Regions from separate parts of the Homo sapiens genome. Here region 1 is linked to region 2. Evidence: read pairs that join two places in POLR2A ChIA-PET (ENCODE). Cell type or tissue: HepG2. All regions are shown on one strand.

Region 1 (5,000 bases), 690 kb before region 2:
TTCTTGTATTTTTTGTAGACACGGGGTTTCATCATGTTGCCCAGGCTGGCATACAATATTTTTAATCATTCTGTGCACAATACAAAGTTTTGACTGTGACCCGTCACACATGGTGAATTATGGAATATTCCACTCGTGGCGTCATGTTGGTGCTCAAAACGTTTCAAATTTTGGAGAATTTCAGACTTTGGATTTTCAGATCAGGGATGCTCAACATGTATATAGTAACAAAACACACAGGATTTGCTGGCAACTGAAGCCCCATTCAATAAATATAATGGTGTAAAAGCAAATACGAGAACTGCACCCAAGCAAATAACAGCAACTAAAAAGCAAGCCACAGTGCAAAAAATATACTGAGGGAATTCCTACCCAGCACCTGCAGCAAAAGTCAACAAAATCTGGCACAAAGCCACAAAACCCATTCCTGCCGGATATGATGTTGCCACACTTCACCACTAGGGGACGACGAAGGTCACCCAGCGAATTTGGGCCGCGATGCTCAGAATTCCTGGCCCCGTCTGCTTTCCCAGACAACGGATGGCCTCTTTGGCACCTGTAAGGTCCCCCAAACTGCAAGATGCTAGAAAGCAATCTCAAGGGACCAGCAGCCCCAGGCCTATGAAGCCCTCAAGAGCCTAACTCGTTCTCTTCCATCCACAATATGGGCATGTTATATTGGGGTGCCCAAGGGCCCCACTTTGCACCATTCTCTTCCATCCACAATATGGGCATGTTATAAGATGGTAAGGAAGGCTGGCCATGGTGGCTCACACCTGTAATCCCAGCACTTTGGGAAGCTGGGGTGGGCGGATCACTTGAGGTCATGAGTTCCAGACCAACTTGGCCAACATGGTGAAATCCCGTCTCTACTAAAAATACAAAAATTAGCTGGGCATGGTGGCAGGCTCCTGTAATCCCAGCTACTAGGGAGGCTGAGACAAGAGAATCACTTGAACCTGGGAGGCAGAGGTTGCAGTGAGTGGAGTGCCCGGGCAACAGAGCAAGACTCAGTCTCAAAAAAAAAGGCCAGGCGCGGTGGTGCATGTCTGTAATCCCAGCACTTTGGGAGGCTGAGGCGGGTGGATCACCTAAGGTCAGGAGTTCAAGGTCAGCCTGACTAACATGGTGAAACCCCATCTCTACTAAATACAAAAAATTAGCCAGGTGTGGTGGCCTATGCCTGTAATCCCAGCTAATTGGGATGCTGAGGCAGGAGAATCGCTTGAACCCGGGAGGTGGAGGTTGCAGTGAGCCGAGACCACGCCATTGCACTGGACAACAAAAGCAAAACTCCGTCTCAAAAAAAAAAAGACGGCAGGGAAGCTGCAGAATAGGCCAGGCAAGGCGGCTCACAGCTGCAATGCCAGCAGTTTGGGAGACCAAGGTAGGCGGATCACTTGAGCACAGGAGTTCAAGACCAGTCTGGGCAACATGGCAACACCCCATCTCTACAAAAAATACAAAAATTAATCTGACATGAAGGTGCATGCCTGTAGTCCCAGCTACTAAGGAGGCTAAAGTGGGAGGATCATCTGAGTCTGGGAGGTCCAGGCTGCAGTGAGCTGAGATTGTGCCACTGCAGTCCAACCTGGGTGACAGAGCGAGACTGTGTCTCCAAAAAACAACAAAAACAAAAATTAAAATTAAAATTAAATTGCAGAAGGCATTTTTTAGAAAGGGGGAAAAGGGTAAGTGAGTCTTATGCCAGCAAACTGGATATCATCCCCACTTAACAGATGAGGAAATAGAGGCTCAAAGAGGCAATGCAACCTATCCAGGCTCAATCATACCGCTAGGGAACATCAGAACCAGATTCAAAGACAGGTGGGTCAGATCGTTGTCACTGGGACACTGTACCCCCAGCCCCAGTCATATCTGTGAGAAGAGACAAACAGATAAGGAGAGTATCTGAGGGAGGGAGGGAATATAAAGAAATGACTTCCTCCCGCAGAGACCCTTCATGCCTTCCCCAAGTGGTCCACGAGGGCCGTCCCAGTTCTCCGAGCCACAACACTTAAGGATGGGTGTCAGGCCTTCACTTGGCTCCCCTTCCTAGCAGGACCCCCAGAGCTACGGAGTCAGTTTATTCATTCGGCAAGGGCTCTAAGTCTCATTCAGACATTTCTACCTTCAGTTCTCAAGTGTGACTTGATTTTCTCCCCATGTCGGCCCCTACCTTCACCCAACCCCTCTTCAAACTCTGGAAAGCTCTAAGCCAGAATCCTACTCAAGTCACCAGACTTGTCATACTGTTCCCACTGGGCCCAGAACCCCTTGATCTGAGCTTTAAACTTTATTTACATGGAGCACTGTGATTTTCACTTTTTTTTTTTTCTAAATAAAGATGGAGTCTTGCCACGTTGCCGGGGCTGGTCTCAAACTCCTAGCCTCAAGTGATCTTCCGACCTCAGCCTCCTGAGTTCCTGGGATTACAGGCAGCCACCACCGTGCTCAGCTGTGATAGTCTTTTTTAAAAAATTGAAGCATGGGCTGGGCGCGGTGGCTCACGCCTGTAATCCCAGCACTTTGGTAGGCCAAGGCAGGCAATCCCTTAAGCTCAGGAGTTCAAGACAAGCCTGGGCAACATGGTAAAACTCTACTCTCCAAAAAAAAACAATAACAGGCTGGGCGCGGTGGCTCACGCCTGTAATCCTAGCACTTTGGGAGGCCGAGGCGGGTGGATAATGAGCTCAGGAGATCAAGACCATCCCGGCTAACACAGTGAAACCCTGTCTCTACTAAAAATACAAAAAATTAGCCGGGCGTGGTGACGAGCGCCTGTAGTCCCAGCTACTCGGGAGGCTGAGGCAGGAGAATGGCATGAACCTGGGAGGTGGAGCTTGCAGTGAGCCGAGATCACGCCACTGCACTCCAGCCTGGGCAACAGAGAAAGACTCCGTCTCAAAAAAAAAAAAAGACAAAACTTGAAGCATAATTCATGTATGGAAAAATGCATAAATTTCAAGCATGTAACTACATGACCTGCAATGGCCTCTTAATTGGCCTTCCTGACCCTCTCCTCCACCCTCCACAGGGCCATTTCGGGTTGCGCGTTCCAAGGCCGTCTGACCACATCACTACCCCGGCCAAAAACCTCCAATATTTCTCCTGCTCTAAGGATGGAGACCCTCAGAAACAGAATCATAAGTACTCCTCACCTTTGAGAACGAAAAATGAGGCTGGGCGTGGTGGCTCACACTTGGGAGGCCAAGGCGGGCAGATCATTTGGGGTCAGGAGTTGGAGACCAGCCTAGCCAATATGGTGAAACCCCATCTCTACTAAAAATACAAAAATTAGCCGAGCATGCTGGCGCGTGTCTGTAATCCCAGCTACTCGGGAGGCTGAGACAGGACAATCACTTGAACCCGGGAGGCAGAGGTGGCAATGAGCCAAAATCGCACCACTGCACCCCAGCCTGGATGACAGAGCAAGACCCCGTCTCAAAAAAAAAAAAAAAAAAAAAAAAAAGCCTGGCATGTTAGTGCATGCCTGTAGTCCCAGCTACTTGGGAGGCTGAGGCAGAATTCCTTGAGCCTGGGAGGTTGAGGCTATAGTGAGCGGGGATCGCGCCACTGAACTCCAGCCTGGGCAACAGAGACTCTGTGTCAAAACTAAAAATAATTTTTTAAAAACAAGAAAACCTGGCCGGCCACAGTGGCTTACACCTGTAATCCCAGCACTTTGGGAGGCTGAGGCAGGCAGATCACCTGAGGTCAGGGGTTTGAGACCAGCCTGGCCAACATGGTGAAACCCTGTCTCTACTAAAAATACAAAAATTAGCTGGGTGTGGTGGCATGTGCCTGTAATCCCAGCTACTTGGGAGGCTGAGGCATGAGAATTGTTTGAACCCAGGAGGCAGAGGCTGCAGTGAGCCAAGACTGCACCACTACACTCCAGCCTGGGTGACAGAGCGAGACTCTGTCTCAAAAATAAAAATAATAAATAATAGGAAAAAAAAAAAAAAGAGCTGGGCGCAGTGGCTCATGCCTGTAATCCCAGCAATCTGGGAGGCTGAGGCGGATGAATCACAAGGTCAGGAGTTCGAGACCAGCCTGGCCAACATGGTGAAACCCCATGTCTACTAAAAATACAAAAAATTAGCCAGGCGTGGTGGCATGCACCTGTAATCCCAGCTACTCGGGAAGCTGAGGCAGGAGAATCACTTGAGCCTGGGAGGAGGAGGTTGCAGTGAGCCCAGATCCCGCCACTGCATTCCAGCTCTGACGACAGAGTAAGATTCCTTCTCAAAAAAAGAAAAGAAAAAAAAAAGAAAACCCATATAATGTGCCCACTCCATTGGCTTAATAAAATTAGTTTTGGCAAATATTCCTTTATGCCCCTCTTTAAGTCAAGCCCTTCTCCCATCCCTCAACCCAGGAAACCACTGATTTACTTTCTATAAATTTCTTTGGCTTTTCTAGAATTTTATATGAATGGGTCACACAATATTTATTATTTTGTGTCTGGCTTCTTTCGCTTAGCATAATATTTGTGAGACTGGCCTATGTTATTGTGTGCAACTATAGCTCTGATTGCCGAGAAATATTCCACTGTATAGACAGAATACAACCAATTTACCCTTTTACCAGTTGATAAACATTTGGGTTGCTTATAGTTTGGGGCCATTATGAATAAGGCTACTATGAATATTCATATACAAATATTTTGCATGGACATATGCTTTGTCCTCAACCAAAAAGGACAGATTTCTCTTTGGTGCTTCCTGCCATTCCATGGAAAACATAAATATTCTCTGTTAATTTGACTTACTACAGAAACTAGTCTTTCTCATATGAAATACACACACACGGCCGGGCGCAGTGGCTCACACCTGTAATCCCAACACTTCGGGAAGCCAAGGTGGGTGGATCACCTGAGGTCAGGAGTTCGAGACCAGCCTGGCCAACATGGTGAAACCCTGTCTCTACCAAAAATACAAAATTAGCTGGGTATGGTGGCACATGCCTGTAATCCCAGCATACTTGGGAGGCTGAGG
Region 2 (5,000 bases):
TTTTGGTAGAGATGGGATTTTGCAATGTTGCCCAGGCTGGTCTCATACTCCTGAGCACAAGCAATCTCCCCGACCTCCCAAGGTTCTAGGATTACAGGCAGGAGCCACTGCACCTGGCCTCAAAGCCTCTTAAAGGGACTCGGCTCTCAGTGCTGGAGCAGTGCTGCAGGGGAATAACCTGGTTGCTATAGCCAAGACAGTCTGGGAGTCCAGAGCTGACAGCAGGCCTCTCTCTTATAATTCATGAAATCCACTGGATTCATCACTCAAATGATTCGCTGCAGTAGCGCCTGGGCCTGGCCTTCTCTGAGGAGTACAAGACATGCCAGCTTTAGAGTCAGAGCTGCTTCGAGTTCCCCCATTAGCTGTGTGTCCTTTTGTACCTTTACCTCTCTGGGCCTTGGTTTCCCATCAGTAAAAATGGGGATCATACCTCTGAGGGTTTTATAGGGATTAGAGGAGGCCACAGCCACAACACATACCACAGTGCCTGACACTTAGCATTGAGTCAGTGTTTGCTCCCAATAGCGCAGATATTGTCATCATTATTATTTCCCAGGTGGTGTTAACAGGAGCCCAGTCAACAGTTTGTACCAGGTCTACATTCACCTGTTAGTTCAAGTTACTCGACACCCCAGCTCCCTCATTTCCTCCCCAGCATTTCCTGAGGGGCCTGGAGTCTTAAAGCAACCTTTTCGAGAGAGTGTTGCCTTCCCTCCCCGCCCCATCAGTCCCGTCCTGCCAACCTGGAGCGACTCTAGTTGAATCTGACCTCTAGTTGGATCCAGCTGGGCCAATGTGCCCTGCCCTGCCTTCCTCAGGGGCCTGTTGTAGAGAACAAATGAAGTAATGGATGGGAAGCCTCTTTGTGAACTCTAAGTTAATACAAACAGAAGAGATTATCATTAAAAGCGACAAGTCCCCCGTTGATTAGAGCATTTCTTTAGGGAGAAAAATAGCACTCCGTCTTAAGTAGGACCCTCCCCGGAGTGGGAAGCTCCCAGCTCCTCTGCGGGGCAAGTGGAGTCTCTCCGACGCCATTCGTGCCGTGGTTAATGGTATGGAGCACTGGAGTTGTTGCTATGGTGGTTTTTCCCCTATAATTGCATTCACCTCCAAAACCACAAGTAGCAGCAGGTCCCAGCAGTCGTTATTTTATTTGAAAAACTAATTGGAAGTTGAAAGAGCCCTCGGCTTTTGCTTTTGTCAGGATAGGCCAAGGAAAGAGATGAGCAGGTGGGTCTGGGAGGAAGGAGGGGGTCTTGGGGCAGGCCGGGCGCGCCTCCCATTCACAGCCCCTTCCTTTGTGCCTGCCTCTCTTGGTTGAAGTGGGCCACCTGCCCTCTAAGGCCAGCCTTTTCCTCCGAGGGGGCTTTTGTCTCCCATTGTTCTGATTGTCTCCTCCGTGGAGCCGCCTCAGTGGCCCCCTGCAGACGGTTTCCCAGGCTTCACGTTTTTTTTCTCAGGCGCCCAGGGAGAGCAGGTGGTCTTTACCCTGGAAGGAACTGAGTTGGTTATATAGTTCTGGTGCTGGGAGACCAGAGACCTGGCTGCCAGGCCCTTCGAGCTTGGGTCATTCCTTCCCTGACGACACTGTCTTAGGCTACAAAATGGAGAGGTGGGATTGTTCACTCCATCAATGTTAAGATGCTGTGATTCTTTTCGCACTTTTTTTTTTTTTTTTTTGAGACAGAGTCTTGCTCGGTCACCCAGGCTGGAGTACAGTGGCGTCATCTTGGCTCACTGCAACCTCCACCTCCTGGGTTCACGTTGATTCTCTTGCCTCAGCCTCCCTAGTAGCTGGGATTACAGGCCCATGCCACCACACCCAGCCAATGTTTGTATTTTTAGTAGAGGTGGGGTTTCACCATGTTACCCAGGCTTCTCTCAAACTCCTGACCTCAAATGATCCGCCCGCCTCGGCCTCCCAAAGTGCTGGGATTACAGACTTGAGCCACTGCACCTGGCCCCTCTTTTTGCACTTTTTAAATCAAAACAGACATCCCATCATCTAGACTTTTCACAGTTGTCAGGTTTTTTTTAGGTTTAATTTACGTACAGCAAAATGCACAGATCCTAAGTGAACAACCCAATGATTTTTTATATGTGACAACACTGGTATAACCACCACCCAAATTGAAATATAGAACATTTCAGTCACCCCAGTAAGTTCACAGATTCTGATCAGAGGCACGCAGAGGGCAGGTGATGTGTGGCGATATTTGGCCCAGATAAAATGGCTCATGAATAGCAAGAGTTGGGTAATCACTGATGCGGGAGCCTCGGGTCAGTGGCTCCAGTTCTCTGCTTCCCTTTATAGCAAAATTTCTCAAAAAAATAATCTCTACCAGCGCTGTCCAATAGAAATACAAAGCAAGCTACATAGGTGATTTTACATTTTCTGGAAACCAAGATAAAAAAGTTAAAAAGAAACAAGTGAAATTAATTTTAATATATTTTATTTAACCCATATATCTAAAATATCATTTTAATATGTGATCAGTATAAAAATACTGAGGTATTTTGTATTTTTTCATATTAAATCTGAGTGATTCCTACTTGGACCTTTAATCTGTGGGGTGTTTTGTTTTATTTATTCTTTTTTTGGAGACAGAGTCTCACTCTGTTGCCCAGGCTGGAGTGCAGTGGTACAATAATAGTTCACTGCAGCCTCAAACTCCTGGGCTCAACAATTCTCCCACCTCAGCCTCCCAGGTAGCTGGGACTGCAGGTGTGTGTCACCACGCCTGGCTAATTTTTTTTGAATTTTTATTTGTAGAGGCAGAGTCGAGCTATGTTGCCCAGGCTAGTCTTGAGCTCCTATCCTCAAGTGATCCTCCCTCCTTGGCTTCCCAAGAATGCTGGGATTGCAGGCATGAGCCACCATGCCCCAGCCTAAATCCAGTGTTTATTTTATACTTAAAGTACATCTCAGTTTGTACCAGCTACATTTCAAGTGTTCGTTAGCCACATATGTCTAGGGGCCACCCTATTGCACAGCCAAATCTATACTCACCAGCTCTGATTCCTCTTCTCCCATTTCTCCCACTCAAATCAGACTTTGGCCTTCACTACACCTGATTTCTCTTTGCCAAGGTCATCAGTGGCTTCCATGGTCACTTCCATGGTCAGTTCTAAACTGACTTGTCCCATCAGCAGCATTTAGCAGAGCAGATCACCCCTTTCTTCTAGAAACACTCTTCATTGGCTTCTGGGATTCTTCTTTGAAGGAGTTTTCCTGTTACTTCACTGCCTGCTACTTCTCAGCCTCCTTTGCTGGTTCCTCATCTTTCCTCAAAACTTTTTTTTTTTTTTTTTTTTCAGACAGTCTTGCTCTGTCGCCCAGGCTGGAGTGCAGTGGTGTGATTTTGGCTCACTGCAAGCTCCGCCTCCCAGGTTCAAGTGATTCTCCTGCCTCAGCCTCCTGAGTAGCTGGGATTACAAGCGTGCACCACCATGCCTGGCTAATTTTTGTATTTTTAGTCTAGAGACAGGATTTCGTCATGTTGGCCAGGCTGGTCTTGAACTCCTGGCCTCAAGTGATCCACCTGCCTTGGCCTCCCAAAGTGCTGGGATTACAGGCGTGAGCCACTGCACCCGGCCTTCTTCTAAACTTTAAATGTAGGGTTTCCAGGGGATCAGTCCCTGGACTTTACTCTTCCTATATTCTTCCTTAGTAATCTAACTAGTCTTTTGACTTTAAAGACCGACCGTCTAAATGGTGACAACTACCAGCCAAACCAGCTGTCCAGACCTCTCCCCTGAACTCAGGGGACTCTCTCCTGAACTAGGACCTGTACAGCCATGTGCCTACTCAACTTCCTCACTTGGACCTTTCATAGGCACCTCACACTCAACATTCAAACCTAAACTCTTAATATTCCCCCAACCCCCAAAGCTGCTAAGTGGCAACTCCATCCTCCCATCCTCCATCCTTGGGCCAAAAACTCAGGAGTCATTCTTGACTTCTCTCCAATCCCTACACCCTGTCTATCAGCAAATGGCTTCCGCCCTAAGAATGTATCTAGAGTTTGACCATTTCTCAGAGTGATTTTCAGCATAGGTCACAGCATGTCATTCTTCTGCTTAAACTCCACCATGGCTTTCATCTCACCAAGTTTGGGATCCAAATCCTTACTGTGACCTTGTTAAAGAACATTTATGGGAGGCCGCTGTTTTGAACTGAGCTCTTGCACTAGGCGGGCCCCAACAAACCAGACCCAACCAGAATAGAGTCACCCATGACATACTAAGTGCCATGTCATCAAACAGAACTTTAAAATGGTCCAGTTTTCTGAAATATGAGATTCACAGCAGCCAATCAGAAGGGGTCCAGTTGGGACAGGCACAGTGGCTCACGCCTGTAATCCCAGCACTTTGGGAGGCTGAGGCGGGTGGATCACCTGAGGTCAGGAGTACGAGACCAGGCTGGCCAACATGGTGAAACCCTGTCTCGACTAAAAATACAAAAATTAGCCAGGCGTGGTGGCAGATGTCTGTAATCCCAGCTACTCGGGAGGCTGAGGCAGGAGAATTACTTGAACCCAGGAGGCAGAGGTTGCAGTGAGCTGAGATCATGCCACCACACTCCAGCCTGGGTGACAAAGCAAGACTCTGTCTCAAAAAAAAAAAAAAAAAAAAAAAAAGGAAGGGGTCCAGTCTACTTTAGCTTGCATAATCAGGAAGTCCCCTCTGCTTTAACCCCAGAAGGAAGGTAACTTTGAAATGACCAATCTGCTTTTCGTGCCCTGTTTCTGCTTCTTTAGCCCCTTTTTGCCTGTAAGGCCCACTCCCACTCAGCTTATCAGAGTCCCCCTCAGGATGCTGCCCAGTTCATGAACTGCTAACAAAAGCCAATTCAATCTTTAAAACTCTATTTGGGTTGGGGGTGGTGGCTCACACCTGTAATCCCAGCACTTTGGGAGTCTGAGGCAGGTGGATCACCTGAGGTCAGGAGTTCAAGACCAGCCTGGCCAACCTGGCGTAAACCTGTCTCTACT

What was found. ChIA-PET counts read pairs that join two places held together with the same protein. Peaks named below come from ENCODE experiments on the same cell type or tissue, not always from the same donor. Only the 100,000 strongest peaks of a DNase experiment are listed, where the experiment ranks them.
Region 1: POLR2A ChIA-PET joins it to region 2 with 5 read pairs; 2 of 35 experiments call an interaction of 5 or more read pairs at or near these places.

What each region holds. Positions count from the first base shown.
Region 1 is chr20:36,556,242-36,561,241 of GRCh38, forward strand. All of the region lies in intron 2 of DLGAP4-AS1 (DLGAP4 antisense RNA 1), which reads right to left. Among named protein-coding and RNA genes, the nearest start is that of DLGAP4-AS1, 15 kb to the right of the region's middle. In HepG2, a CTCF peak has its summit at 464 (motif pointing right); a DNase peak (open chromatin) is centred at 450.
Region 2 is chr20:37,244,671-37,249,670 of GRCh38, forward strand. No RefSeq gene overlaps it. Among named protein-coding and RNA genes, the nearest start is that of GHRH, 15 kb to the right of the region's middle. In HepG2, no CTCF peak of the experiment used is centred here; a DNase peak (open chromatin) is centred at 3,097.